Regions from separate parts of the Homo sapiens genome. Here region 1 is linked to region 2. A link is a loop called in an ENCODE intact Hi-C map of the cell type or tissue named here. Cell type or tissue: adrenal gland. All regions are shown on one strand. Each heading gives the region's core, and the rest is flanking DNA. Links, peaks and the distances in the headings are about the cores only. Region 1 overlaps RNF180 (ring finger protein 180). Region 2 overlaps RGS7BP (regulator of G protein signaling 7 binding protein).

Evidence for each region. Peaks named below come from ENCODE experiments on the same cell type or tissue, not always from the same donor. Only the 100,000 strongest peaks of a DNase experiment are listed, where the experiment ranks them.
Region 1: it touches region 2 in a loop (7-fold over the local background); 13 of 110 quality-filtered maps call a loop at or near these places.

What each region holds. Positions count from the first base shown.
Region 1 is chr5:64,339,719-64,355,266 of GRCh38, forward strand. The region is part of intron 7 of RNF180 (ring finger protein 180); the gene reads left to right. Among named protein-coding and RNA genes, the nearest start is that of RGS7BP, 160 kb to the right of the region's middle. In adrenal gland, for the core only: a CTCF peak has its summit at 7,788 (motif pointing right); no DNase peak of the experiment used is centred there; H3K27ac peaks cover 806 bases.
Region 2 is chr5:64,602,712-64,618,259 of GRCh38, forward strand. RGS7BP (regulator of G protein signaling 7 binding protein) reads left to right here. Exons shown (of 6, transcript NM_001029875.3): 6 at 6,450-9,608. The coding sequence ends at 6,541. Among named protein-coding and RNA genes, the nearest start is that of SHISAL2B, 80 kb to the right of the region's middle. In adrenal gland, for the core only: a CTCF peak has its summit at 9,849 (motif pointing left); no DNase peak of the experiment used is centred there.

The DNA of each region.
Region 1 (15,548 bases), core at 4,389-12,388, 260 kb before region 2:
ATTGCGAAGACAAACAGTTACAGATTTTCCAGCCAAAGAAGCTTGTATAAAAGCTTGAACTCAGGCATAAAACTAGCTAATACTTGTCCTTTTCACCCTATGAAGTGTCTTACATAATCAATAAGTAAGCAGACGTTTTAAATTTTTTTCTTCTTACAAATACATATTTCATGTATTAACACATAAAATGGGTAATAAGAAAAGGAATGGAAATAATCTAGATAAATGTGAGCTATCACTCTTTAATCTCTTATCAGATACTAGTTGCATGGATGACTCTGTCAATTGTAATTCCTTTCCCTGAAATACCTACCATTTTCAGGCATTTAATCCTCAGTTTATTTGAACAGTATCCAACTGATATGGTTTCCATCTATGCTATGTTAATTTATTCCCTGAAAAACCATTCATATATATAATTACATGCATATGTATACACACATACACACACAAAGCAATGTAGCAAAGAGGTTTCACTAAAACATTTTTGCAAAAAGTTCTACATTGTTGAATTTCTTTTCTAAACATACTCAAGTCAAAGGAATTTTTAACAAGAATTAAAAATTCCATGTTTTAATTTTACTCACTGTAACAAAAACATGCAGCTGAAATGTAGGTGTCTGATATATATTTATGACAATCCATCCATTTTTCATGAAAGCCTGGAGAATTATTTTATTTGGTCATTAGTTTGCCTGAAGGTGTTAGATTGGTGCTGCAAGTTTAAACATGCTCAGTATAAATCAAAGAACTCCACATGGAAAAGAATGATTATCTCTAATAGAAAACAAAACAGTACATGCTCACACAGCATGAGTGTGAATATAACGCAGAAATCCACCTTCTCAGAAAGTTGGAGGTAAGTCAGAGAAAATTTAAAATATGCTGTAGACATGGGACTGCCTTGGAGCTGAAAGGTACATTAACCCTTACATTTCCTCTGAAACTGGAACAATTTTGTTCACAAGATAATTTTTTGAAAAGGCCTGCAAATTCTGAACTTGTTCTTTTTAGCAGAATCAGGTTCTATTTTTGTTACACAGTTTACTTATGAGTTTAGAATTTCAGAAGCCTTTTGCTTCTATATTAAGTTCATGACCCAAATGACTTATAATGCAAATTGTACATTTTGTTCAACTATCACCACTTCATAACTTATTTTAAAAATTATGAGCAGTGTTTCATTCTCTCCTTTCCTCCCTCCCTCTTCCTTTACCTCCTTCCCTCTCCCTTTACCTACTCTTTCCCTCTGACTCTTCCTTTTGCACACACACTCACAATTTTTAGTCTTTTCATTATTTCACATATATAGAACTTGCTTGTTAATTCCATATGAAATTGGATGTTGGTGGGATATGATGCCTTCATTTTAAAACACTTGCATTTATAAAAGTGCACATGTATGCTTGTGCATTAAAAATTCAACCAGTAACCACAAGACTTCTGAAATTAGCTCAAGAAATAAATTCTCCTGGTGTGAAAGCGTGGTGGCCACATAGTCCTGACCTTGGCCCAGAGCTCACAATTTTAATAATGTGTCCCAAAATAATGCTTTACCTAACTACCCTAAGGAATAAATGACACCAAGTAAAAGTGTTCAAAGATATAATAAGATGACTGATACTGGATTTTTTTATCCTTTGAGAAGAAAGGGCAGAAAGGAAGTGAAGGAGCTCAGCATAGCTCTTAACTCAAACTGGACTGTTGATATCAATAAATGGTGTCATTTAATTAAAAGAAAAGATTTCAGAAATGTTCAAGTGTTCTAAAGTTTGATCACTGTGTGACTACCTTGTTGGGGCCATGGGCAATGTATGTACTCATTGTGAATCATTCTGGGAAACTGTGGTCAGTCTGGTATAGAATATGAAGATTGAGTATGTAGGCCTTAAGTGAGATGATGGAAAACCTACTCCATTTCTGCGAGACCTCATGGTAGGTTTAGATTTATCCTATTCTACAATCATGAAGAGTAGAGTACTCTTGGGGGTGATGGTGGATACTCACTCCTGGGACACAGAGGTGAGCAAGGAGTACAAAGGTATCCTGAGGATGAATCCATGTCAGTGCAATGGCTGCAGGTTATTCTTGATGTTGTGTCATACCTTTTATACCAAATGATCAAAAATGTTATGAAAAGTTATAGCAGATCTGATCTATACAACATTTGAGACACAGTAGCAAAAGGTAGCTCAGGGCTGTCCTCTTCTGCTTCAACACTAGAAGAGTAGAAATCTCATTTGATCAGCAGCAGCAAAGATGGAAATGGCAGATCAGGAGGCCAGATTAGAGGGATGAATGTGACCTGATTCTGAGTACAACGAGAAAACAACCACAGAACCCTGAGAAAGAGCAGGGACAGATATAAGTCAAGTATATTACTTCTGGCAACAACAGGAGTGGGAATTTCTGCTTCTGAGTAGGATATAGTAAGTGGTGGCAAGCGATCACTCTCAGTGGCAATAACTGGGGGGAAATTATAAGTTACAAAAATCACATTTACAAACAAATTTGAGATATATGGAATTGAAGACTAGGTGAATTAAAACTCCAGTATGATCAGAGCCCCCTAAGAAAGCTAATATTGCCAGCTCTTTGCTTTACTGGAAGTATTTTCTGAGTCTGAGGATTAGTCTAGCCATGGGCAGAGGACTCTATGAAGGGGAATAGAAATCAGCAGAAGTTTTGATAACCATAGAGACTGACATGTCGGATTGGAAGAGGAGTCCAAACATATAGCCGATTTTCTACATGAGACATTTGCTGAGAGCTTTGGGAGTAAAAAAGGCTTAAAAAGTTGGCTAAAAAAGACAGAATGAAATCTCTTGTAGTCTCAGAGTTTAGGAATCAAGTTATCCTACAGGGAGGGACCTATAACAGATACATAATAAGAATCCTCCTTAAGATATATCTCATATTTTAAACCTATATAGGATGGATGGCTAAAGAGAAACATCCACAACCTCTGAAAAGCACAGCTTTCAGATTAGAAGAGCTAGGGACCTTATAAACTGTTAAGCAAAAAATGCAGAGAACCATGCTGTAGTAGGGAGTCCAGACCTGAAAAACAACACACTAAACACTAAAAATTTTCTGCAGTCCCATTGTGAACTCCGTAGTGCTTTGGAGATAAAGTCCCATTAAAGAAATGAGGCAGCAATAAACACAGCGTAGGTCATGTGTCCTTAAGACGTTTGAAATTAGATTGAGTATAATGAAAGTACAACCTAACTTCAAACCCAACCCTGCTTATTAATTGTTAGATTGAGGGGATGAGTCTCTCACTCTGTCTGCCTGACAAAAGAAAGGTCCAGTCCTCTCTGGAGGGAAATATCAACTTCAGTCTCCATGGATCTTTCATACAATAAAAAATTATGATATATGCAAAAGGTTAGGAAAATGTGACCACTCATCAAAAAAGAAAGTACAAAATAGAAACACATCTCCTCTTTGATCTAGATGTTGGGGTTAGCAGACTTTAAAATATCCATTAGGAAAAAAGTGTTAATGAAAATAGAGAAAAAGAATAGATAAAAAGGTAAAAAACTGCCAATAGAAAATAGAAGCTATAAAAAAAGAATAAAACAGTCTGGGACTACAAAGTGCAATAGCTGAATTAAGAACATATGATATGGCTTTAACAGCAGACTATGTGGGATATAATCTGTTGAATATGTGTAATTGGAGACCCTGAAGGAACAAGAAGGGAATAGAAAAATATAGCTGAAGAGCTAATTGTCAAGAATTTTCCAAAACTGAAGACAGACATCAGTACCTATTGATAAATCTCAGCATAGCCTAATTAGGATAAATAGAAAGAAAACCATATCTAGAGACATCATCTAGAGCAGCCAAACTGCTGAAACCCAAATATAAAGAAAAAAATCTTAAAAACATCTAGAAAAAAAAGTTACCTTCCAAGAAGCAAGGATGACTGACTTGAACAGGAACACCACAGGACCAAATGGTGGAATAACATCTTTAATGTGCTCATGGAACATTAAACATGCTGTTTAATGGCTTACTGCTAACCAAGAATTCTTTATCCAGCAAAAATATCCTTAAAAAATGAAGGTGAAATAAAGACATTTCAGGTATCCAGTAGACCTACACTACAAGAAAAACTAAAGGTAGCTCTTTAGGGCAAAAGGATCCTAGCTGGAAGCACAGAACTTTAGCAAGGAAGGTCTACTGGATACCTGAAATGTCTTTATTTCACCTTCATTTTTTAAGGATATTTTCCAAAACTGAAGACAGACATCAGTACCTATTGATAAATCTCAGCATAGCCTAATTAGGATAAATAGAAAGAAAACCATATCTAGAGACATCATCTAGAGCAGCCAAACTGCTGAAACCCAAATATAAAGAAAAAAATCTTAAAAACATCTAGAAAATAAAAAATGTAAACATTAAAAATTCATACTAAAATAGATTGGCAGATGGGTTAAGAAAAACAAGAACCAATTATATGTTGTTTATAAGAGATGGCATTTAAATATAAAGGCACAGAAAGGTTGGAAGTATAGAAAATTATATATATGTAAACAGTAATCAAAAGAAAGCAGCTGTGGCTATGTTAATGTAAAAAATTAGACTTTAAGTGAACAGGAATTATTGGAGAAAAAAGGAACATTTCATGGCAATAAAAGAGGCAATTCCATAGGAAAACATAAAACCATAAATTTGTATGCAACTTAAAGTTTCAAAATATATGAAACAAAGGTTGATAGAATTAAAACAAGAAATAGAAATAAATCTACTATCACACTTGGAGATTTCAACACATCTATCTCAGGAACTGCTAGAAAAAAAAACACACACAATGATGGTGTACAGGATCCTTCACCTGTGAAAAATAGTGGCTAATCTGAAAGTTTGGGGCTTGTGTTATTAGCAGCGGTCTCTGTGTTCAAAGTCAGTGCTTTGGAGTGGAATTGCCTATTCTTTTCCCCTTCACTTCTACTTCCTGTACTGTAGCACAGTGGTTGCCTTTCACTTTCTGAACCCAGGAAAGGCCTCTTTTAGCCAATTCACTGTTCTCATTCTCTTCTGCTTGTTACAGGTTAAATAATAGTAACCTGTCATACATTTCTGAATTCTGCTTCATCTGTGCAGCTGAGTTGATTGAATAAATGGACTGAGACTTCCAGTCTGTAGGCTTAGTTCTGTGTCTTTATTTATATGGATCCCAAGATGAAGAGTAGAGAAGGGAACAAGAAGCCCCTCCTTCTTCAAGCCAGTTTACCCGTAAGCCTTGTGTTTGGGGGATTACTAGTGATTGCCTATATTAATAAAATCAGTGTTTTGTTTCTCATTTGGCTAGTGATCCATTCATCAGAATCTAAATAATGCAATTTGCAAGGTATAACTTAAAAATGTATAGCCCCTAAAGGGCTTCTAGCCCACCTCATCATAGAGAATTATCCACCTGAGTTTATGCACCTCCAACACTCTTCTAATTTAGGAAAGCAAGGAGAGCTTTGAAATCGGGGATCCCATACTGCCCAACTCCAGGAAGCACCTTTGGCTTACTTATATATGAAGGGTGCCCTCTGGAGCTCCGCAGTGCACAGCAGAAGTGTCCGTATATGGCACTCTATGTCTTATCCTCTTTCCTAATAAATGGTTTCTACTTAGTTTTGGCTTCTTGATCCTGAGGAATGCCTCTCCACTGGGAAAGATAACTATCCATAGGGGTATTTCTTGGTCTCTGGCATAACTTTATCAGGAAATACCATAATAACCCCAACACTGATATAAGAGAAAAATAATGGAGAGATACCCAGTAAATAAAATATGTTTAAAATGTATTAATTAAAGATGGATTGAAGAGATGCAGTCTATAGTCTAAGCAATTTCTTAGTGAAATTTTCCACAATGTTCAGATCTAAATGATTTGAAAGCTAGGATTTATCTTTAAAGGCTGGGCCACTTCCAATCAACCACACTCACAGCACCTGTCATGACAGATGTAAAAAGGAACACATTATAAACAATTTGCTGTTCTTCATGTAAGTTAAGGATTGGATAATTATCTAATATAACTCACATTACTGACCAAAACCTACTATTATGTCTGAGCCATTATTCTGAATACATGTAAATCTTACAAATTTATTTTAGATCCAAAAAAATCCTTAAATTTGGAAGGAATTTTTGTTCTGATTTTTTATGTGTGTGAAGTACAATTATATTGGCAGTTAAAATATTTTTCAAAATGACATAAAATAACCAGCTTCTAGGAAATTACAGTTTGCAATCATTGATTTTTTTTTAGGGAAAGTAAAATTTGAATTTCTCAGATTAATTTCAAATCAATCAAATGAGCATTTAGTTTGATGATACTAATAAAGAGGTAAAGAACTCCAGGAGAGATAACCATCAGCATTCATAATCTTAATCTAAAATTTCAGGAATTGGGCTTCCCAAAATAGAGCAACTACAAAATAAGACCATTATTATGAAACAGAACTTTTCATCTTATCTTGGAAAATTCCAAGGTCCTCAACTCACATTGGCAGATGGAAAAAAAATATTCATGACATGAGGGAAGATAAGAGCTAAGGTTTGGTTTGTTTTTTTTTGAAACAAAAACAATTCCGGCTACTAGTTTCTATTCTTCTTTTTTTCTTTTCTTCTTTTTTTTTTTTTTTTTTTTTTTTTTTCTGAGAGAGTTTTGCTCTTGTCACCCAGGCTGTAGTGCAGTAGCACAATCTCGGCTCACTGCAACCTCCACCTCCCAGGTTCAAGTAATTCTCCTGCCTCAGGCTCCCAAGTAGCTGGGATTACAGGTGCCTGCCACCATGCCCAGCTAATCTTTGTATTTCTAGTAGAGACGGGGTTTCATCATGTTGGCCAGGCTGGTCTCAACGTCCTGACCTCAAGTGATCCACCCGCCTCGGCCTCCCAAAGTGCTGGGATTACAAGCATGAGCCACTGTCCCTGGCCTAGTTTCTGTTCTTTCATATTTACGACCTTGACTAAGTCCCAATGCCCAGGCCATATCCCAGACCAATTAATTCAGTATCTCTGGAGATGGGTCTCAAACATCAGTATTATTTAAAGCTCCCCAGATGATAACTATGTGCATCCAAAAAGTCAAGTTTATGATTACACTGCTCTAAAAGATGATAGGACTTGGGAACGTAAGAATAGAATTGTGGACTCAGAATGGAAAGGTACCTTGAAAGATTATTTTGTTTATTCTCTGACTTGTTTATTTTCTGCATATCTGAACTATGATGAAGAATGAATTAATCAGAAGAAATGCAATGTTATAAATAAAAGAGACGAACAGTGTTTGCCTTATACCGAAATAAAGTTAACTCTGGCATATAATGATACTTTAATAGTGCATGGCTATTGTCCATTTGTTTTGTATAGCATATGCAAGTTTGGTTGGAAACTACAGTGCAAATTTAAGAAATCTAAGTAATTGTACAAACTGGAGTTTAGCCAATATGCTGAGAACAACAGCACCCTGGGGAAATCACCATGGGATTTGTGAGACCACAAAATGTTTATAGTACTTCAATACTGTATTCAAGGCATTAAATTTATTTGCCTTTTTTCCAGTCTATAAAAAATTACATTCAAAAAAATCTGTAAAACAAGAGGAGTGGTTTAAAATGGATATCAAGGTAGTCCCAGAAGAAGAAAAGAAATTCCAAAAAGTAAGGTTACAACTATCTGGAGAAGAGGGAAGGGGCAGTTCCAACTTCTTTCTTTTAGGGACTTGAGGAGTATGTTAATGATCAGAAGACAAGCTTAAAAGTGTCAGACCTTTTTTGCCAGCTGGTGGAGCTACTACCATGATTTACCATCCCATAACTGTAGCTGCATTTTTCATTGTTGCAGTGCACATGAAGTAGGACATATTTATTATGACTTAAAACAGATTAATATTAAATGAGATATATACTCATAAATTTCAGCAGCTATTAGAGCATTCATTAAAATAGGATAATATGAAATGTTTTAATATTTACAGATTTATAATTTGCAGTTAAAACCTTGCAAACAACTGAGCAGTTTAGAAGTTGAAATCTTTGCCTTTACGAGTGTCAGGACTGTGTTATTAACAAAAGCAGCTTCAAATGTTATTCACTCAAAAATAAAGTGTTGCAGAAAAACTTCATAACTATGCTGGCAATGAAGTGGTTTTTGTTGGCAAAATCTTACTCTACATAAATGTTTTAGCTTTGCTAAGATTACATTGTAATAATTCAAGATTTTGTTGAGAAATAATAGATACCACTATTTTGTGAACAAGATCATTATTTTGTTAATAATAAAGGTGCTACTCCATTATAGTATCACTTAAAATATGTATCTTATGCATTTCTGGTGCACTGAAATATTGTATAGGTAGCTGGATATAATGCAAGGTTATATATAAATAATAGATTTTATAACATAAATCTAAAAATATTTCATTTTGTTCTATTAGGTTTTTCTTCAATACTACATATAAATATCCTTTTTTTCTAATAGCAAAGAGAGAAAACAATAATACATGCCACAGGTACTGTGTGTTCTTTCGTTACTTTTTTCTGGCCTGAGAAAATGAAAAGCTATAGGATAATTTCTAAAAACATTTCAAAGAGAACTTAGAATTTCAATGACTTGAAAAAGCCTTGAGTTCACTGTGAAACTTATTCTTTCAAGTTATTTTATTCTGCATTCCTTAGAGTCCTAAGAATTCACACATAAAGGATAGGTTAATATTCACTTTTAAAAGAGATTATACAAACAACTGGTGGCCATATAGGAGATTTTTCAAGCTGAATCTGATAATACAACTTCCTTTCAAATGAGCACTGATTTTGTTGGAAACACAAGCAGCAGAGCTTTGAAAAGATAAGACATAGTTGAAGCAATAGCGATTTTTTTTAATCCTCAAGAGAAAATCTCTCAACCTGATAAAATTTTTTTCTAAATTGAATTGTCATTAAATTAATGGAGTCTGATGTTTCTGAACAATATTTCCTGTTGGGATGATATTTAAAATATTAAGTACTAGTAACAAAATCTATATGTAAGTCTAAAATTATAAAACAGATTTTTTAGTTCTCTAAATGACTATTTATAAAACTGATTACCAAATGATATAACTTATTATTCAGCATGTCAAGGAATTTTTACTTGTAGATTTAGAAAGTATAGCATTATTTTGATATTAATATTGCTACTTAAATGATACCTTGTCTGAGACATGATCTAACAAGCGAGGTTCATCCAATAAGCTTAAGATTTTAACTACCTGTGAGTCATTTTCTCCTTAATTCCTTGTTTTGTTTAAAAAAGATTGCTAAATAAGTAACCTCTAAAGTGTTTCCTAAAAGGACACCTGTTGGTCAATTCTAACCCAACACTGCTTGCTATAAAACCAAATCAACACTGCTGAACATTTAGCATACATAACCAGAAGTAAATCCTCCCATTTCTTACATCAAAAAAGTCCCCTTATATTTCCAAATGTCTGTCACCACCATTCCTTGAGAAAAACTGAGGTTACAAATAGACATAAACATTAATGAGGGTTGCTTATTCTTTTAATGCCAAAGAAAGGATTTTGTTGTTGTTGTTGTTAACTTCATTTTTTTTGTATTTTATTGATACTTTTGTTTTAATAAAGTTTTTAATTGCCATTGTAATAATAATAAGTTATGACAGGCTAGTCTTCTTTCTTTTTTTTTTTTGAGTTTCTATTACTTTTTTTTATTATACTTTAAGTTCTAGGGTACATGTGCACAACGTGCAGGTTTGTTACATATGTATACATGTGCCATGTTGGTGTGCTGCACCCATTAACTCATCATTTACATTAGGTATATCTCCTAATATGCTATCTCTCCCCCCTTGCCCCCCACCACACCATGACAGGCCCCAGTGTGTGATGTTCCCCTTCCTGTGTCCAAGTGTTCTCATTGTTCAGTTGCCACCTATGAGTGAGAACATGCGGTGTTTGGTTTTTTGTCCTTGTGATAGTTTGCTGGGAATGATGGTTTCCAGCTTCATCCATGTCCCTACAAAGGACGTGAACTCATCCTTTTTTATGGCTGCATAGTATTCCATGGTGTATATGTGCCACATTTTCTTAATCCAGTCTATCATTGCTAGACATTAGGGTTGGTTCCAAGTCTTTGCTATTGTGAATAGTGTTGCAATAAACATATGTGTGTATGTGTCTTTATAGCAGCATGATTTATAATCCTTTGGGTATATACCCAGTGTATTTCTAATTCTAGATCCTTGAGGAATCACCACATTGTCTTCCACAATGGTTGAACTAGTTTACAGTCCCACCAACAGTGTAAAAGTGTTCCTATTTCTCCACATCCTCCCCAGAACCTGTTGTTTCCTGACTTTTTAATGATCACCATTCTAACAGGTGTGAGATGGTATCTCACTGTGGTTTTGATTTGCATTTCTCTGATGGCCAGTGATGATGAGCATTTTTTCATGTGTCTTTTGGGTGCATAAATGTCTTCTTTTGAGAAGTGTCTGTTCACATCCTTTGCCCACTTTGTGATGGGGTTGTTTTTTTTCTTGTAAATTTGTTTGAGTTCTTTGTAGATTCTGGATATTAGCCCTTTGTCAGATGAGTAGATTGCAAAAATTTTCTCCCGTTCTGTAGGTTGCCTGTTCACTCTGATGGTAGTTTCCTTTGCAGAAGCTCTTTAGTTTAATTAGATCCCATTTGTCAATTTTCGCTTTTGTTGCCATTGCTTTTGGTGTTTTAGACATGAAGTCCTCGCCCATGCCTATGTCCTGAATTGTATTGCCTAGATTTTCTTCTAGGGTTTTTATGGCTTTAGGTCTAACATTTAACTCTTTAATCCATTTTGAATGAATTTTTGTATAAGGTATAAGGAAGGGATCCAGTTTCAGCTTTCTACATATGGCTAGCCAGTTTTCCCAGCACCATTTATTAAATAGGGAATCCTTTCCCCATGTCTTGTTTTTGTCAGGTTTGTCAAAGATCAGATGGTTGTAGATGTGTGGTATTATTTCTGAGGGCTCTGTTCTGTTCCATTGGTCTATATCTCTGTTTTGGTACCAGTACCATGCGGTTTTGATTACTGTAGCCTTGTAGTATAGTTTGAAGTCAGGTAGCATGATGCCTCCAGCTTTGTTCTTTTGGCTTAGGATTGACTTGGCAATGCGGGCTCTTTTTTGGTTCTATATGAACTTTAAAGTAGTTTTTTCCAATTCTGTGAAGAAAGTCATTGGTAGCTTGATGGGGATGGCATTGAATCTATAAATTACCTTGGGCAGTATGGCCATTTTCACGATATTGATTCTTCCTATCCATGAGCATGGAATGTTCTTCCATTTGTTTGTGTCCTCTTTTATTTCATTGAGCAGTGGTTTGTAGTTCTCCTTGAAGAGGTCCTTCACATCCCTTGTAAGTTGGATTCCTAGGTATTTTATTCTCTTTGAAGCAATTGTGAATGGGAGTTCACTCATGATTTGGCTGTTTGTCTGTTATTGGTGTATAAGAATCCTTGTGATTTTTGTACGTTGATTATGTATCCTGAGACTGCTGAAGTTGCTTATCAGCTTAAGGAGATTTTGGGCTGAGATGATGGGGTTTTCTAAATATACAATCATGTCATCTGCAAACAGGGACAATTTGACTTCCTCTTTTCCTAATTGAATACCCTTTATTTATTTCTCCTGCCTGATTGCCCTGGCCAGAACTTCCAACCCTATGTTGAATAGGAGTGGTGAGAGAGGGCATCCCTGTCTTGTGCCAGTTTTCAAAGGGAATGCTTCCAGTTTTTGCCCATTCAGTATGATATTGGCTGTGGGTTTGTCATAAATAGCTCTTATTATTTTGAGATACATCCCATCAATACCTAATTTATTGAGAGTTTTTAGCATGAATGGTTGTTGAATTTTGTCAAAGGCCTTTTCTGCATCTATTGAGATTATCATATGGTTTTTGTCTTTGGTTCTGTTTATATGCTGGATTACATTTATTGATTTTCGTATGTTGAACCAGCCTTGCATCCCAGGGATGAAGCCCACTTGATCATGGTGGATAAGCTTTTTGATGTGCTGCTGGATTCAGTTTGCCAGTATTTTATTGAGGATTTTTGCATCAATGTTCATCAGGGATATTGGTCTAAAATTCTCTTTTTTGTGTGTCTCTGTCAGGCTTTGGTATCAGGATGATTCTGGCCTCATAAAATGAGTTAGGAGGATTCCCTCTTTTTCTATTGATTGGAATAGTTTCAGAAGGAATGGTACCAGCTCCTCCTTGTACCTCTGGTAGAATTCGGCTGTGAATCCATCTCATCCTGGACTTTTTTTTTGTTGGTAGGCTATTAATTATTGCCTCAATTTCAGAGCCTGTTATTGGTCTATTCAGGGATTCAAGTTCTTCCTGGTTTAGTCTTTGGAGGGTGTATGTGTTGAGGAATTTACCCATTTCTTCTAGATTTTCTAGTTTATTTGCATAGAGGTGTTTATAGTATTCTCTGATGGTAGTTTGTATTTCTGTGGGATCAGTGGTGATATCCCCTTTATCATTTTTTATTGCATCTATTTGATTCTTCTCTCTTTTCTTCTTTATTAGTCTTGCTAGCAGTCTATCAATTTTGTTGATCTTTTCAAAAAACCAGCTCCTGGATTCATTGATTTTTTGAAGGGTTTTTTCTGTCTCTATCTCCTTCAATTCTGCTCTCATCTTAGTTATTTCTTGCTTTCTGCTAGCTTTTGATATGTTTGCCCTTGCTTCTCTATTTCTTTTAATTGTGATGTTAGGGTGTCAATTTTAGATCTTTCCTGCTTTCTCTTGTGGGCATTTAGTGCTATAAATTTCCCTCTACACACTGCTTTAAATGTGTCCCAGAGATTCTGGTATGTTGTGTCTTTGTTCTTATTGGTTTCAAAGAACATCTTTATTTCTGCCTTCAAAGAAAGGATTTTAAAGTAAGATATATTTGTGTATTTAGAAAGAATAGATAAAATGATTTTTTAAAATAGCTGTCTTCTCAAAAAACAATTTGTTTGGAATTTTTTGATATAAAATATCAGGCTACTGAAGGAAGATTTTTGAATTTTCTTAAAGTTTGAAATACCTGAAATTCACAGTACTGTCATAGATACATAAACAGAAACTGGCTGAAGACTCAGCTCCATCACATATGTAACCCATGGCAAATGAATTAAACTCAAAGCTACGGCCTTCTTTTTTTATTTTTAATCTGTAAAATGGGGGAACATATCTATCCTAAATGACTGTTAGTTATGATCTAATATAGTCTGTTCCACAACCTAAATAAGACTCTTTGATGTATTTCCTGACAAAATATAAATTTGTAATATATTACACATTAGGTTAAATTTAAAAGTTAAAATCTCTAGGCTATATTTGCTGTTAAAACTTTACCAATGAATTTAAGTTTTTAATACATAGATACATAATTATAAATAGACTAATTGGTAATATCTAGTTTATTCTGTATTCCATATTAACAGAAGAAAAAACCTTTTCTGTTTATTACAGAAAAACTAAGTTTTGCTTCATTCATGTGGAAAAAATCCTCAATTTTGAATATAAAATGACTATTAGAAAATGTAATAGAACATAAACTGAATGCTATTAAAGTAAAACAAATAAACAAAAATTAGAGATTGTATTTACCTCAATCTTGGAAGGCAACCGTTCAATCAAAACTAATATCACTAATTGATTGCATAAGTGCTGTTTGCTTATCTTTTTAATAGAAAAATTGCCTTCTGGTATTTATTATGTTAATATATGTATTCTGGAAACAAAATAAGAAATAAGTCGTATTTAGCCTAATTGTGTCCAATTTGAAATAGTATAACATAAACCCAGAATTCATGAGTATAAATATAAATGTATGTTATATAACCTAATGTCAAGTATTATAGCCCTATTAACTAAGGAAAAAATTGAAATATGTAAATCTGTGTTTACTTTTGATATTTAAAGTCATGCAAGTTAAAAAGACATCGTAGTACCACAAAGTAAGTCTTGATACATTTTAAAAGATTGAAGCAATACAAAGTATCTTCGCTGACCGCATAGAATGAAGCTAGAAATCCATATAGAAAGAAAACTGAAAAATTCACTAATACGTGGAAATTAAAAAACACACTCAAACAACCAGTTGGGTCAAAGAAGAAAGCAAAGCACGAGGGAAATTAGAAAATACACTGATATGAATGAAAACAAAAATATGGCATACCGAAAATTTACAGGATCCAGCAACAGTAGTGCTAAAAGGGAATTTTATAGCAGTAAATGCCTCCATTAAAAAAAGAAGAAAGCTCTCAAGTCAACATAATTTTATACTTTGAACTAGAAGAATCAGCACTCTAAACCCCAAGCTAGCAGAAGGAAGGAAATAATACATGATTAGAATAGGGATTAATGAAATACAGAATAGAAAAATAGAATCAACAAAACCAAAATTTGGTCAGGAAAATATCAAAGAACTGGGCAAGCTTTTACCTACACTGACAAAGATAAAAGAGAGAGGATGCTTAATAAATAAAAAACAGTGGAGACATTACTACCACTTTTACAGAAATAAGGATTATAAGAGAATACTATAAGCAATTATATACCAAAACTTAGAGGACTTAAGTAAATGCACAAATTTATAAAAACATACAAATTATCTGAACTGAATCTAGAAGAAATAGAAAATCTCAACAGAACTATAACAAGTAAAAAGATTGAATCAGTAATCACAAACTTCCCAAGAAAGAAAAGTCCAGGACCAAATAGCTTCACTGATGAATTCTGCCAAGTATTTAAAGAAGCAACACCAATCCTTCTCAAACTGTTCAAAAAAAAAATTGAAGAAGAAATACTTCATGATTCATTCTATGAGGACAACACTACCTCAGTATGAAAGCCAAAGTTATCACAAGAAAAGAATTATAGACCACTATCCCTTTGGAATATAAATGCAAAAATTCTCTGCAAAATACTAACAGATTCTAATAGCATATTAAAAGGATTTTACATTATTACCAAATGGGATTTATCTAGGAATGCAGGAATAGTTCAACATAAAAAAAATCTATGTAATTTACCACATTAATAAAGGGGGGAAGGGATTGTTTTACTTGATACAGAAAAGCATTCGACAAAATCTAGCACCCTGTCATGATAAACACACTCAGAAGACTAGGAGTAGAAGAAGACTGCTTCAACATGACACTGGGCACTTATGAAAACCTCCTAGCTAACACCACACATTTGTGAAAAACTGAAAGCTTTCCCCCTAAAATTAGGAACAAAATGAGGATGTCCACTTTAACCACTGCTATTCAACATTGTGCTGGAAACTCTAGCTGGAACAATTTGATTTAAAAATAAATAAATAAATAAAAGGCATCCAAATTGGAAAAGAAGTAGTAAAACTATCTGTATTCTGATGTCCTAATCCTGTATACAGAAAATCCCAAAGAATTCAGAAGAAAGCTACTAGAGCTAATTAATTTAGCAACATGGCAGGTTATACGATCAGCACATAAAAATCAGTTGTTTCTGT
Region 2 (15,548 bases), core at 5,158-13,157:
GCAGACACACACACACACAATCGGAAAGACGCAGAAATTAGTGCTCACAATATAATAATGCCATAACAGTTAGATATGGGTTGCTACAAGGTATATTAGATTCTCACCTAGCCTAGGCTTTAATTGAAAATGGGGGATTATTAGGGATTGCTTTTTAGAAAGTATCTGTGCTGAGAATTTTTAGGATGAGTAGCACTTAGCCAAAGAAATAGAAAAAAGATAGTCTAGGCAGAAGATTCTGGATGTGTGAAGGCATATGGGGAGATGAAATAGGAGGGGATTTTGATAACTGCAAGGACTTAAGTAGTTGGGAAAGTCTCTAGACAAAAGGCTTAAGAGAGAGACAAGAGAGAGACAAGAGCTGTATCATTAAGACCCCTTAGGCCATGTTAAGAGGTTTGGGAGCCACTGGAAGGAGTCCATAAGGAGGCAGGTGCAGTCATCCAGGTGAGAAATGCTTAAGATCTCACCTAAAGTCAGGGGATTGGAGAGGAGGACAGAGACAATTGGATGTGGTGCATAAGGAGAAGCAGAATCAAGGAAGAAACCCAAGTTCAGACTTGGAAAATGGAGTAAATAACGATGTTGGTCACCAAGTTAGAGACAACAGAGGAGCAGTAGTAAAGGCAGAGAACAACAACTTTTGGACATGGGGGGAACTTTCTGGAGCAGTGCTCAGTGGTTAATAGTGCTGAAGTGAGACATGTGATCTGAGAGGACTGAAACACAGATTTGAGCATCATCAGCATAGTGGGAATTGAAGCCCTACCAACAGTGTGCACAGACAAGAGTCCTGGAATACCAAAATGGAAGGTTTGAGAGGAAAGATCAGTTTACAAAGGGGACTGAGATGAAAATCACAAGAGCATTATTAAATAAATCAAAGAAGGTTGCAAAGAAGGAATGGCCAGTGGTGAAGTTAAATACGAATTGGAAGTGTCCACAGGATTTAACAACAAGGTAGTCACTTGTGGTGTTGGCAAAAACAGCTTTCTTGGAATTTTGGGCATGGAAGCTTGGCTAAGGAGGAGGGGAAGTGAATGGCAGATGATGAGCTGGGGCAGCCGGGGTAAATTCATTAAGACTTTTATAAAGAGTTGCTTACAGAGCGGTGGGAAGATGGGATTGGATGCAGATGATGTGCCAAGAGCTGTAGCAATTGTTTATAGAAGCAATGGGAACGTGAAGGAATGCAGAAGCATGGAGCAGTCAGAAAAGACTGCAGGAAAAAAAATGTTTAAGCTAATCTTTGAAGAAGGGCTTGCCATTTGTCTAAGGAGGGAGGACTTTTCTGAAAAGAGAGGTGGCAAGTGCAAAGGCAGCAGGCAAAAGAAAGTACAGGCATCGTTAGGGAATTCTAAGTAACTCTGTTTTGGACTATCTCCTCCTTCATAAGCCCTTCATTCCAGCCAGACTGGACTGTTCACTTGGACCCAAATTCAGGCTGCCTTTGATCACTTCTCTTTATTCACACTGTTCTCTCCATTCTGAAGGCCTATCCCCTGCCACCTTCACCAAATGTCCAAGTTCTCATTCCTCGTGGCCCAGCATGAACTCCCAGGGCCTCCGTGAATCTTCCATAAACATCTTTTTCCTTCTCCTCCAAATGGGAGGAATCTCCCCCCCTTCTCCTGCCTGGCATTCTCATAGCAATGTATTCAGATCTTTCTTACGGCATTTTTCATGAAGCCTTATAGTTACTCAAGGAAAGATCCTTGAGGCCAGGGACTATCTTTCTATTAGGATCCATCTTGGTATTATCCTCAGTACCCAATGTAGAGCCTTGGACTTAGCAGGCCTTCTGTTAATCCAGTGGTTCTCAAAGTGTGCTCTTAGGACCAGCAGCAATGTCTGGGAACTTGTAAGAAATGCTGATCCTCTGGCCCCACCCCAGAGCTACTGACTGAGAAACTCTGGAGGTGGGGTCAGCAATTTGTGCTTTAACAAGACCTAAGATGAGGCTGATGCAGCTAATGTTTGAGAACCACTGGCTTAGCTGAGGGTCTCTCTCTTTTTTTCCCTGGAATAGATATTTGTAACTGCAGTGTAGTAGAAGCATTCCTTATCACCTATATAAGAAATCTTTTATCAGCAAAATAAATTTGAGCAATAGAGAAGTGGTTTGGGGGAATTGCAGTGTCCCTGGCTTTAGTAGCATTCAAGAATTAAATGTTGAGGCTGGGTATGGTGGCTTATTCCTATAATCCCAGCACTTTGGGAGGCTGAGGTGGGAGTATTGCTTGAGGCCAAGAGTTCGAGTCCAGTCTGGGCAACGTAATGAAACCCTGTCACTCCAAAAATAAATAAAATTTTTTTTAAAAATCTAAAAGAATTAAACATTGAATGACTGAGGTTTGAACTTACTGGTGTCCAAATTTCCTATTCTCCCTCTTTTTTTTTTTACTTTCTCCTGTGCTTTACTTACTCTGCTTCCCTTTCCACCTTTCATTTTCACATTTAAAACTGTCTTAGGTTATAGTTTTCTGAGAGTGAGTACTTTGGAGAAAAGATGATATAAAAGTCTTAATTAGAAGCCACATCTAAACAAAAATTTGCAATAAAAAGCAAAGATTTTCCAATAAGTTCAAGTGGATTATTCCAGAAAATTTAGAATGAGTGGGGAAACATTCCCTTTTGCTTACATTCTTGCAGTCCTTCTGTTTATTCAGTGGTTCTCATAGGGTGGTTTTAGGACTAGCAGCAATGTCTGGGAACTTGTAAGAAATGCTGATGCTCTGGCCCCACCCCAGAGCTGCTGAGATAGGCTTTCAGAGACAGGATTTCAATCAATGTGGAGAGACACATTTCCTTGGAGCTGAATTCACTTCAAACCATCCCAGGAATACTTACTGCTTGGTAAATTTCAGCATTTACTGCAGGTGTCAGCTCCCTATGGTGTAGAAAGCTGCTCTGAATTTCTGCCAATAATTTTTTAGCTTTTCTATTACCTCAGCCTTAGGTGATAGTCAGACAAGCTCTAAGCAAGGCAAAGGTCTCACAAATGTGCAGCAAAGATGCCCCAAACCAGCAGTTGTCCTTAATAGGCAGCCTGACCTTTCTTCATGTCTGAGCACTTTCTCATCAATCCTAACAATTTATTCACTTGTGAGAGAGATATATAGTACACATAAATATATGTGTATATGTGGGTATGTATGTGTACATAATGTGTATATATATGCTATATATATGTATATCTGGATACATATATATATGCTATATATATGTATATCTGGATACATATATATATGCTATATATATGTATATCTGGATACATATATATATGCTATATATATGTATATCTGGATACATATATATATATATATATAGAGAGAGAGAGAGAGAGAGAAGGCTGAGCGAGAAGAATTTCAATAGCTCAAAAGGCTGTGCTATTGAAAGGTTTTTAGGTTTTTTTTAATCCACTGTAGTGAGTGCATCACAGATATAAGGGTGAACCTTGAAACAAATTTCATAATATCTGTGTATAATACCTACTTGCTTTTAATATATACAAAAACAAGACAGTGGAACTAAATATATGACCACAACATACACGTACACATTTTCCTTTGTAAATACAACATTGTGGTAGGTATTTCCTCATGTAAGAGGAGCAAACACATCAGAGTTGCATTCTATAATGTATAAAGACCACTTCAGTCTCTCCCCAAATTAGATGTCTTTGGGGAAAGGGAAGGAGATACCAGAATTTAGAAAATAGATCTTCCAAGTCTTAAATAAAGAACACTATGAAGATCTTTCTTTCCCATAAATATCTTCATAGTTTTGGTGACTCTGTTTTAGGGAAGCATTGAATTCCAGGTGAATTTGAGTTTCAGAAAGTGTATTCAGAGTCCAAAGAGACACTGAAAGGTAAAATTCTTTACCCCTCAGAATTTGCTATATCTTTGCCATATCCAACTAGGTTAAGTACATTGATCAATTCATGGTTAAAGAAGTAAGAGTCCTAAAAATGATGAGAAAATTAGTTATTTCTTTCTGCTCCAAATATTTCATGGTTTATCTCTGAGATGTTCTCCTGAAAACTGAGGCTAATGTTTAGTATCTAACACTGTTTTCAGTTTCTTAACTATTGGGAGCAAGTTAACTTTAAAAGAAAGATATCCTCTTTTTAACTCTCATAATGTTGACATCCAGATTATAGTAAATTATTTTTCACTATGGAAAGGACAATTATAGCCCTGTTTTTCTCCATGTTAACAGAATATGAGCTTTAAGAAAGGATTTTAATCTCTGGAGACTGGGAGGGTGGACTGTGTTTGATTCATTTGATATGCCCAGCGGAGGCACCTGTTTTCTTCTCTGGCTTGGACTTGCTACTCTAGCTCTATCTAAATATATAACATAGTGCAACATTCCAAGGAACACTGTCAACCTTGGTGGGTGATACTAATTTACAAATAAGTATGACACATTAGAGCCTTTGGGAAGGGGAGGAGAAGCCCAGGCACTTAGATGACACTTTATGTAAGAGGACTGGAAAGCCAGAATCTATTTTTGCTCTCAACAGTTTCCTGAGCATTGTAAACCAAAAAGTATCTGAGACACATCTCAGTCAATGTAGAAATTTATTTTGCCAAGATTAAGTACATGCCCATGACACAGCCTCAGGAGGTCCTGAGAACATGTGCCCAAGGTGGTCAGGCTACAACTTGGTTTTATACGTGTAGGAAGACATAAGACATTAATCGATACACATAAGATGTATATCGGTTTGGTCTGGAAAAGCGGGACAACTGGAAGCGGGGCTTCTAAGTCATAGGCAGATTCAAAGATTTTCTGATTGGCAGTTGCTTGAGTTATTATCTAAAGACCGGGAAGCAACAGAAAGAAATGTCTGGGTTATTATGATAGGGGGTTATGGAGACCAAGGTTTTATCATGTAGATGAAGCCTCCAGGTAGCAGACTTCAGCAAAAATAGATTATAAATGCTTCTTATCGGACGGAAGGAGTCTGTTTTATCAGTCTTAAGGTCTCTGTGTTGATGTTAACTCCAGTCAGCTTTGTCTAAATTCCAAAAGGGAGGAGGATATAATGAAGAATGTTCAACTGCCTCTTCCCAACATGGCCTGAACTAGCTTTTCAAGTTAACTTTGGAATGCAGTTGGCTGAGAGGAGGGGGCCATTCAGGTGGTTGGGGGGTTTACAATTTTATTTTTGGTTTACAGCATCTAGGCTCAGTAATCAGGAAAAACAAGCCCTCTTCTACGAATCAGTTCGATTGAGGTGGGGCACATTCTTCACTTTAGCTATCTCTTCATCTAACTTCTGCTTCTGTGCCCTTTGCCAAGCTTCCATCCCCTTTAAGGTTAGGACAGGGAAAGGAGGGAACTCCTTAGCCCCACTCTGGAAGGAAAGTGCAACTAGTCTTGGCGGAGCTTAGGTACGTAACAGTCACCAATGCCAACCATCTTGTTGCCCTTAGCTCCAGTCTGACCATGTCATAACACTGCCCCAGTTGGAAAATTCTAGATTATCCCCTCATAGTCCTTTGCCTCTGGGACCCACATTGACAAGTTCTGCTTCAACAGGATATTTCTACCCACCTTCTCTTTTGCTTTGCACTTTTTTAAATAACCCAACTCTTTAAACCAGATTAGATTTACTGGTTTATTTCTACCTCTACCTGTCATCATCCTAAAAATTTCAAACCAAAACTTATTAATTCAACAGCTGGCAGTCTTCTATGAATGCCCTTGTGTACAGAAATCTATAGAAAGTGCTGGGGAAAGACTCAATAGGAAATAGTTGAAACATGAAGAGACATGAAGTCAATGAATGAAGGTGTGATAATGATCCAATGTAAAGGAAAATAGTTAATAATAGCTATTTTAACTAAACGCTTCCTCTATGCTAGACAGTAAGCTACTCACCATAGCTAAATGTTTTTCATAGATTATTTCATGTAATCCTCACCTGGGCTAAGTTTTATTAAACTCTATTTTACAGACAGCTTAGCAAGCTTCAGTTACATGTTCAAAGTCACAGAACTGGCAAATAGCAGAGGCAGGTTTAGAAAAGAAGCCAACCTTACTCATAAGCATGGGTTCTTTCAAATAAGGTATATACGTTTCCCAACTGAAAGATTGCCTCTAAGCAGTTTCAATTCAATTTTAAGCAGTGGTTCTCAGCCTTGAACTCTTTTGCCTCCCACCCCAGGGAACATTTGGTCATAGCTGGGGATATACTTGGTTGCCACAAATTGTCATACAGTGCTACTGGCATCTGATGAATTGAGGGATGCTACTAAACATTCCACAGTGCTCAGGACAGTACCCCACAACCAAGAATCATCTGGTCCAAAATGCCAACAGTGCTGAGGTTGAGAAATCCTGATTAGGAGGATGGTGGATTTTTAAAGCCACTTCCTAAAAAGCAGGTTGTTGTGTCTATACCTCACTTATGTGCACATTATGTCCCATCACAGATGACAGCAGCCTTCTGAATCTAACTCCCTACCCCCTGGTGAGAAGACGGAAGAGAAGGTTCTTTGGGCTGTGTTGTCTCATCTCAAGCTAGGTGGCTCCTCCTGGAAACCCACTGAGAACATCTGAAAAAAAATCACAAAACCCGAGGACCTCCAGACAGCTGAACCACACAGTTATTGGTTTTTGACTATGTTTTCTATGCTTCCTTATTACTTTTATCTGCCTCCCCCTGCCCTTTTAAATGATTTTACACTTGAAAGCAGCTGCCGTCAAGAAAAAAAAGAACAGATTCAAAAACCAGGCTGTTTTTAAAAGGGAATTTTAAAGCTGACATTGTGCATGTCTGCTCCAAACCACGCCATGACAGATGCAAGAATTATGATTTTTAAATTATTTAAAGGTTTTTTAAATGTATTATACAGAGGAAAAATATTTCACATATAATAGTATATCTATAGCTCTTGCTGATCTCATGTTAAAATTTATCGTATATGAAAGAAGTCTTTAAACATAGAAATCTATTTAAAACTGAAAAACTGTGTTCAAAAATCCAATCTATCAATATCATTAGAAATAATATTATAAGCAAACATATACCACCTCACCTATTGCTTTCTCTGCACTCATTTACATTTAGTCTTCCATTCTGTCAGAATCTAAGAGCTTCAACATAAAAGTATCTTAATTTATAAAGCAACAAAAACCACATATGAAAAGTACTAAAATTTTGTAAATACACAATAATCCTAATACCTTCGTACAAATGCATATGGGCAACTAATTTCTTTTTGATCCAATGATGTCTTTTTCAGCTTCTTGGAGAATGAAGTAATCCAGTTAGGAAATGGTGTAGTAACATATACAATTGCCCTCAAATGTAAAATCAAATATTATTACATTTTGTTCTAATTGAAATCTGAAGCATGGTGTCTGCACATCAGCATAGTGTTAAATCTTATAGGGCATGCTGGAATTAGCTCAGATTATAAAAATATTTAACATTTTACATTGTTAATAAAGTTTTTTAGTTAAGCTAAGCTTGTCTCATTTTAGATGACTATGCAGATAAGATTTTTCCAACGTGTACTTGGTGTCTTGTCTTATGCTTAGACTCTTGAAAGCAGGACACATTAAGCAATACTATATTTTAGAAAGGAGGAAGCCACATGCTTTGTTTTTCTGCTCACAGCTTTGTTGTGATCTTCCTTCACTAAACTTGTAACATGGTACAAATTTTGTTATACCGTCTCCTGTTCTTCCTTTGGCCCATTTCCCAGACAGAATTTCCCATGGGTTGAGAGATCAAGTCTTTGCACTTTTTTTCTTGTTTTCCATAGTCTGAAAAACCTTCAAGTCAGACAGGAGGCACCAGTGTCCAGTACAATAGAAGGATGAGCTAGATGCCGATAAGTGGTTTATCCAAGACACATCTTTAGTCCCAACCCTGTTCTTTACCAATACTTATGTGCACAGGCATTTATATGTATACCAATATTTTTACCTAAAAACTAAATATATTAAGGCCTTTTGCTTTAGTGAAGATGAACTACTGTAATAATTATTGTATTAGGTTGAATTATATGAAATTTCCTATATGTGACTGTTTTGACCTACAAAATGGCAATTTCTTATAGTTCACCCTAATATCCAATGTGGAAATTATACTTGGAATTGTCTTCTAGCTCTTTTGATTGAAAGTGAAAGAATTAAAGGGTTGGAAGAGAACGTTATACAGGTCTCTATTTAGATCATACCAGCTGGTTTTTGGCCTTATTCTTTGAATCTAGAGTTGTGTTCCAAGGAACCAGTAATTAATGCATGGTTATAGGTATACCTGGCTTCAAAAAAAAGAAGTAGCCGTGGAAAGCTATATGAGAAAATCACAATTTTCTGAATCAAATATTTGTAAAACAATTTGGCTATTTAAAGACTCTTAGGGTAAATACTCCCTGGAAAAGCAAGCAATCCAGACTTATCTGGTCTGCAAACCTTGATTTCAGCTTAATATCCTTTCCTGAATCTAATTCATTTTCACCCACTAAGGTCATTTCATTTAAGATCCATTGTTTTTGAAATTTTGAAGTAGCCCAGTTTGGCAGCTCTCAGCACCTGCCTCTGCCCTCTCCTATACTTCAACTATATTGAACTCTAGCTTCAATCTAGTTCCTACTAATCCATGCAAAAGTTATTAACTGATAAGCCCAATCTTGTTCAGCACGTTCTTCTAAATGCCTGACCTAAATAACTTCTGCTTGGTTAACTTGTGTTCATTCTCACCTTAGCCTCAGTGTGAAAGTAACACTTACCTTCTGTGCAATTGTCCTTTGTACAACTGAAGACTGTTAATAAATTCAGGTCTCACCTCCATGTCTGAAAAGGCTATAGTAGCTATTCATGGAGATGGGAATTTGTCTAATTACCTAGCCAGAGTTTGCATATTTAAGGTAATATATTCAGCTACCGTATCTTTTATTCATAGTGCCTGTTTTCCAGCCTTTGATCAGTTTTGTAGTTCCCGTGGATAAACTCCAAGATCTAAAGATCCTCTTTCAGTAGCATATACTAAAATTAAGTTTAGTGCTCAAAACCCTGGTAACCTACACTGGCCCAAGGTTACAGTAGGTAATTCACCGTCTCACATTAGACAGGCCAATGCATCCCTTAGGAGCTGCCCCACTCTCCTCTCACCTACCAAAGGATTTTCTCAGGTGTGGTTCCAAGCGATAAAGTTCTACTGTCTCGGCTTCCTGCTGGTAATTCGCTTTCAGATTAGCAATAACACTGAGCTGATCTCTAGGGTTAAGAAGAGAACATTGAACTCATTTTGTCGCATGTACCCACAGGCTTGAAACAGAAAATGATGTAAACTTTTGTGGCATACATTCACCCATTTTCCCACCATATCTTTACTATCCTGTGTTGATTTTTTTTTCAAATTACAAAGACAATACATGTTCTTTGTGGGAAATCTGAAAAATACTACCAAATAGAAAATAAAAATCACCTGAATTCCACCACGACCACATTGTTTAAAACCACATTTCTGGGTTTTAAATCAGTCAGTGGCTGGGCCCAAAGGCACTTTTGGGTAAGATAAGTGAAGAAATGCCCACAAGGCCAAGGTGTCACTTAAAAAAACAAACAAAAAAAACAAGCCAGAAAAAAAAAATTCTGTCCGCTAATGTTTTGCACGCATCTAGGAGCAGACTCACTGCAAACCTCTGGTTATGCCATTATTCAGGGGTATAAAGAAAGCTTTAGAAGTAGCATAGTCCTGATGCCTCCTCTAATGAGTTAAAGCTCTTGGGGGAAATTCTAAAATTGCCAGACCATTTTGTTTCTCTGTGCTCCTACGAAACCAGTCGGGATACTGAGTGTTTGGCAATACTGCCACCTACTGAAAGCTGAGCTTCAGAGTGAGGTGAAATAAAGACAGAATGTAAAAGCATCTACTTTGTTTTAAACAGCAAACAAATGGACCAGATTAACAATGATCCCATCTGGAATTTAAAACTCTGAAAGTGTCAACATTGAAAGGATTAAGCATATCATCCGGTCAAACTTCCCACCCTACCCACATACCCAGGCAACGTCTATCATTTCTTTGTCTTAGGAATGTCACCAAATACAAAATGCTCAACTTTCAGGTAACCATAGGTAGGATGAGAAAAAGCTGTGATACTATTGGCCTCAGGATAAATTATTAGAATTAAATATATAGACCATAATAGACCTAAGAATATAAAAGAATTGGGTATATTATAAAAATGACATTTCAGATCTATCAGAAAAGTTTGGATTATTAATTTATATTGGGATAGCTGGTTAGCTATTTCTTGAGAGAAATATTAGACCTATACCTCATAATTTTTATCAGAATAAATTCCAGATGAAATAAAGATTTACATATTCAAGCACATAAATAAACATACAACAAGACTAGCAGGCAATGTGAATGGATATTTATATAATTTTAGTGTGAAAGAAGCCTTTCTTTGAGTGACACCAAAGGAAAAAAACAGAAAGAAAGGATGGATGGAATTTGACTGATTAAAAATGCTAAACTCCTATATAGTAAAAAATAACAAACCAAATTGAGAAAACAATATATGCTACAAAAAGTATAGATCTCAAATACATATTAAGAGCTTAAACATCACTACTTTTGGGACATTTCCATGATCTACAATCCCCTTCTCAACCAAGTGTTTCCATTTCATTCTTTCCTTATTGAACGTTTTCATTATTGCTTGTTTAATTGCCTGTTTATCCCTATTAAATTGGAAGTATAAGAAGGCAGCAACCATGTCTATTTTGCTTATTGTTGTATCCATAACACCTAACACAGTGCTACACAAAGCAAATGCTGAAAACATACTTATTGAATGAGTGAATAATGAATGAATAAATGACATTTTATAATTCAAGGAGAATCAAACTTTCCAACAGAAAATTGGACCAAGAACACAAACTGGCAATGCACAATAAACTAAAATAACCTACTAATAATAAATATGAAAAAGTGTTTTAATATACTAGTAATAAAAAATGCAAGTTAATATGATATATTCCTTTTTATATGTCAGAAAGGCAAACGGTATAAAGAATTAAAATTCCCAGGGACAAAAAGGAAGTACAGAAATAAACCTCTTACAGAGTCAACAGGAATGTAAATTGATTCCACCTTTCTGAAAAAATATTTTGGTAATATAGTTTTCCTGCATGCCTAGTAATTCCACTTTAGGGAAATTCTCCTTTAAATGGGTCAGAAAATAAAATGAGCTAAGATGTATTTATTCATTATTCAAAAAGTATATGCAAGAAAGGATGTTTATAGCAGCATTATTTGGATAAGCAGAAAAATGTAAATAAGCCTACTTTATAGGGTTGGTTAAATATGGTACATCCTTTCAATGGAATACTGTGTACCAGTTAAGAATAAGCACCATATGTGTATTTATTGAAATGTACAAGCTATATTGTTAGATGAAAAAGGAAGTTATAGAGGAATATTTATAGTACGATCCCTTTTTAAAAATATATGTATGCATGTGTGCATTAAAGAGTCTGAAAGGATACTTGCCAAAGTGTAAAAGCATTTATCTCTGGGAGGTGAGATTTGGAGCAATTATATTTTCTTTTTGCATATCTGTAACTTCTAATTTTCCACAATGAGCATGTAGTGTCTGTAAAATTTTTCAGGGAATAAACAATGATGTTCACAATATATATTAAATGAAAAACACATGTTATAAAACAGTATGTATAGTATGACACAATATTTGTAAAAAAGAAAATTATATATAAATATATCTATGTATGTATATATATGCATAAGAAAGCTAGAAGGACATACACTAAAATGTTAATAGTAGTTATGGGTAGTGGGATTATGGGTGATTATTTTTTCTTTTTGCTTTTCTGTGTTTTCTAATTTTTCTACAATGAACATGTATTACTTGTGTAATAAAAACTAATAATAAAAGTTTTAAAAAATGAATATGTGAGAGGGACATTTTTGACTCACTACTTGTCTTCATCCTCTTCCCCACCCTATTCCCATCCCCTCCTTGGCTTATTCTTTGTCAAAATATGGGCAGTGGGGATATGGAGAGGAAACAACAGGGCGCCAGAGCTTTTGAGAATAGAAGAGACAGAGAGACACAAAGATGGGTGAGAAGGAAAGAGAGAGAAAGGAAGGAAGGGCCTGGAAAAGAAGGTAAGAGAGAAACAAAACCTGGTAAGTGAAGTCACTAGAGGAAGGAGTAAAACAGATTTAGAAACTTTTTCACTAACAAGAGCAATGTCTTTAAATTTAGCTCAGGGTTTCTGATAGCTACAGCAAGAAAAAGAAATACATTAAGTTAAATAATTTTGTTTTCTAATAAAAGGATACACACACACACACACACACACACACGCACACACATACCCCTACATTCCTGGAGAGATATCTAGAAATGAAATTCTGACAGGAATGTATCCCAAGAAGGTTTTCAAGGGGCAAACTGTTGTGGTCCAGCTGGATGCCAAGGGCTGTACAGTACAGCTTGGAGTTCATAGACTTTCATGTGAATCTCAGATGTGCTGCAACCAAGTACATGCCTATGGCTAGCAGTTCCAGTATCCATTCTCTCCTTTTCTTCTTTAGTAATAGAGAACCCAAAGACACCACTAGTCACCTAAAGTAAGACTCCCATTTCCCAGGCTCCTCTGCATGTGAGTGTGGCTGTATAACTGAATTTGGCCAGAAGTGTATGAGTAGAAGTGCACAATTTCCAGGTAACATTCATTAAATAAAGGGCATGCATTTTCGTGATCTTCTTTTCTTCCCTGTGCAATGAGAACACGAGCGTGGGAACTGAAGCAACCATGCTGGATCCAGAAATGGACACCAACTGAAGATGGCAGAGGTTCCCTATGTCAACCTAAAATAATCAAAATCTAACTTAAAGAGAGTTTCTTGAAGCCCAAGTGGGAAGATGTACCACCCAGAAACACCACCTCCAAAGGAATAGAGTCAGTGTTCGAAAGTAAGGAAATTAAGATTTCATTTCTATAGGCAGAGACAGAGGAGATTTTAGCAGAATTACCTTATTCATACAAGGTTGGCACACATAGCAATTTGCTTATAGGCAGTGTTTCTTTCTGGGAAGGGTACACTTGACACACTCTTACAGAGGGTGTAATAACCATGGGTTTTCTGTCATCTGGTCTAGGCAAAGCAGGACAACAAAGGAGAAATTAATCTAAGAGTCATTAATTAAGAAGGCAGGAGGTTTTGTTCCTGATGTTTAATTCTCTCTAGCCATTGAACCGAACGAGAAAAATAAGAAAGCAAGTTAATCTATAAAACAAGAACAGAGATTGTAACCATATTTGACTCAGATCACAGTCATATCTCTCTCAAGGCTTAAAGTATTTGGTGTTTAATTCTCTCCAGCCAATGAACTAAACAAGAAAAATAAGAAAGCGAGTTAATCTATAATCTAAGAGCAGAGATGGTAACAATATTTAACTCAGATCACAGTCATATCTCTCTCAAGGCTGAAAGTGTTTGGGGGATTCCAATAGCTCTTAAATTTTATTTATTTTCATATCTAGCAGCCCTGGGCCACCTACCTCCATCCTAATACCCACAAAAATAAATAAATAAAGTAATGTCTACCTTGTTTAAGGCATTATGAGGTGCATCTTTGTACAGAAGAGCCTGTTCACTAAATTAATTTCCATATGCCTCAGTTTCCTCATAGTAAAATGGGGATAATAACACCAACATCATAAGAGGTTCAACCAAATAACTGTCTAATTACTTGCTTAGAACTAAAGCTCTTTTATGGAGAAAAAATCAAACAAACAAAACATTGCACGATACCGTACTGGAGAACATTGGGGAAAGGAAAATCTTTTAAAAAGTGTTTTAAATCAAACATTAATTGATTTCCATGTGGAAAAAAATGTAAACTTGACTGCTGCCTCATGTCATGCACAAAAATTAATTCCAAATTGATTACTGATATAAAGTTAAAAAGTAAAAAGTACAGAAGATAATATAGGAGAATATCTTCACACCTGTAGAATTGTGAAATAGTTCCTAACAGGACACACACCACTTTGGAAAACTGTTCAACAATATCTGTTATCTAGAACATTTGTGTACCCTCTGATCTAATAATTTCACTCCTAGATAGAAACCCAACAAAAACATATGTGTGTGTATTCAGACAGGTAAAAGAATATTCATAGCTACATTATTTGCAGCAGCCAAAAACAGTAAACAATTCAAAGATCCATCAATAGAAGCATGGAATGAGCAAATTGTGGTATATTCATGCAGTTGAATGCTATAGAGCAGTAAAAACAAATAAATGAACTACATTACAGCTACTTACAACCATATGAAAGAATATAACCATAACAATGATGAGTGGACAAAAGCTAAGTGTGAAAGAATGCATAGTGCTACAGCAGCCAACATTTACAGCAGCTGAGAGACAATATTATGGCCCCGTGACACAAATCTGGGCAGGCACCACAGCATTTATGACAATTCACCCCTTGCATTGCTCAGATCCACTTGCTTCTCACATTAAATTTGCTCCATCCAGATACAGTTTCTTCTGAATTCTGCTGTCACAATTCCTGGAGCCATAAATAAAAAGAGGGATAGTGGGACAAACCACAGCCCCCACTTATGCATTTGGTCCCAAGATTGTATAGCTGATCCTCATCATCTCCCTATTCTACCACCCATTCTAGAACCCTTCATTCTAGGCTGGCCCTTCTGGGTTGCCTGGTAGAATGGCTAGACCCTCACCAAGGAATATGAGGTCCTGAGGGTTACCATGCTCTTATTGGACTGTGTTTGCTGTTCTTTTTGACTTACAGTTAAACCTGGGTATGAGAATACCAAGAGAGGATGCATCAACCTGAGTGCCAAATATTTACCTGCATCATGATTATTTTGCAGTAGCCCTCTCATGCCATGAAGATCAGGGCCAGCTACCCCTGTCTGTATGATAACTCTTTTATTTGCCTACAAGTTAACTGGCATAAGGAATCTAAAGTGACTTGGTAACAGCTGTAGCTTAAAGTTTAGTGGGACTCATTTTCTCCCCTCTAGGACCCAGGATCTCTAGACCTACAGACACTGAAGTTATAGAAATGGGAAGCATACAGTGGATTACTGAGGCCACTCTTACTTTCAGCCTTTGATTTTTGGGCCCATATATTCTATCTATTGGAGACACAACCATATAGCGACCATTGGTTTAAGGAGAATAGTGCATCCTGGAGGATAACACCCAATGTTACAAGGTATCCTCTCCTTTAAGAGCATGTCATCACTCCATCAGGGTGGAGTATGTCATAGGAACAGTGAATCCAGTAGTCATGTTTTCTCTGATAACGTTTCCTATAAAATGGGACCCTTGGTTTGAGGCAGTGGTATGCAGGATCTTATTTCAGTAGATCACACGTCAGTGAGTCCACAGAGAATGGTGCTGGATGAAGCCCTGCAGACAGTAAGGGCAAACCTGCGTTCAGAAAACAGGTTAATCCTAGTCGGGTAGATGCCGTCAACTTACCATCAAGTGGCA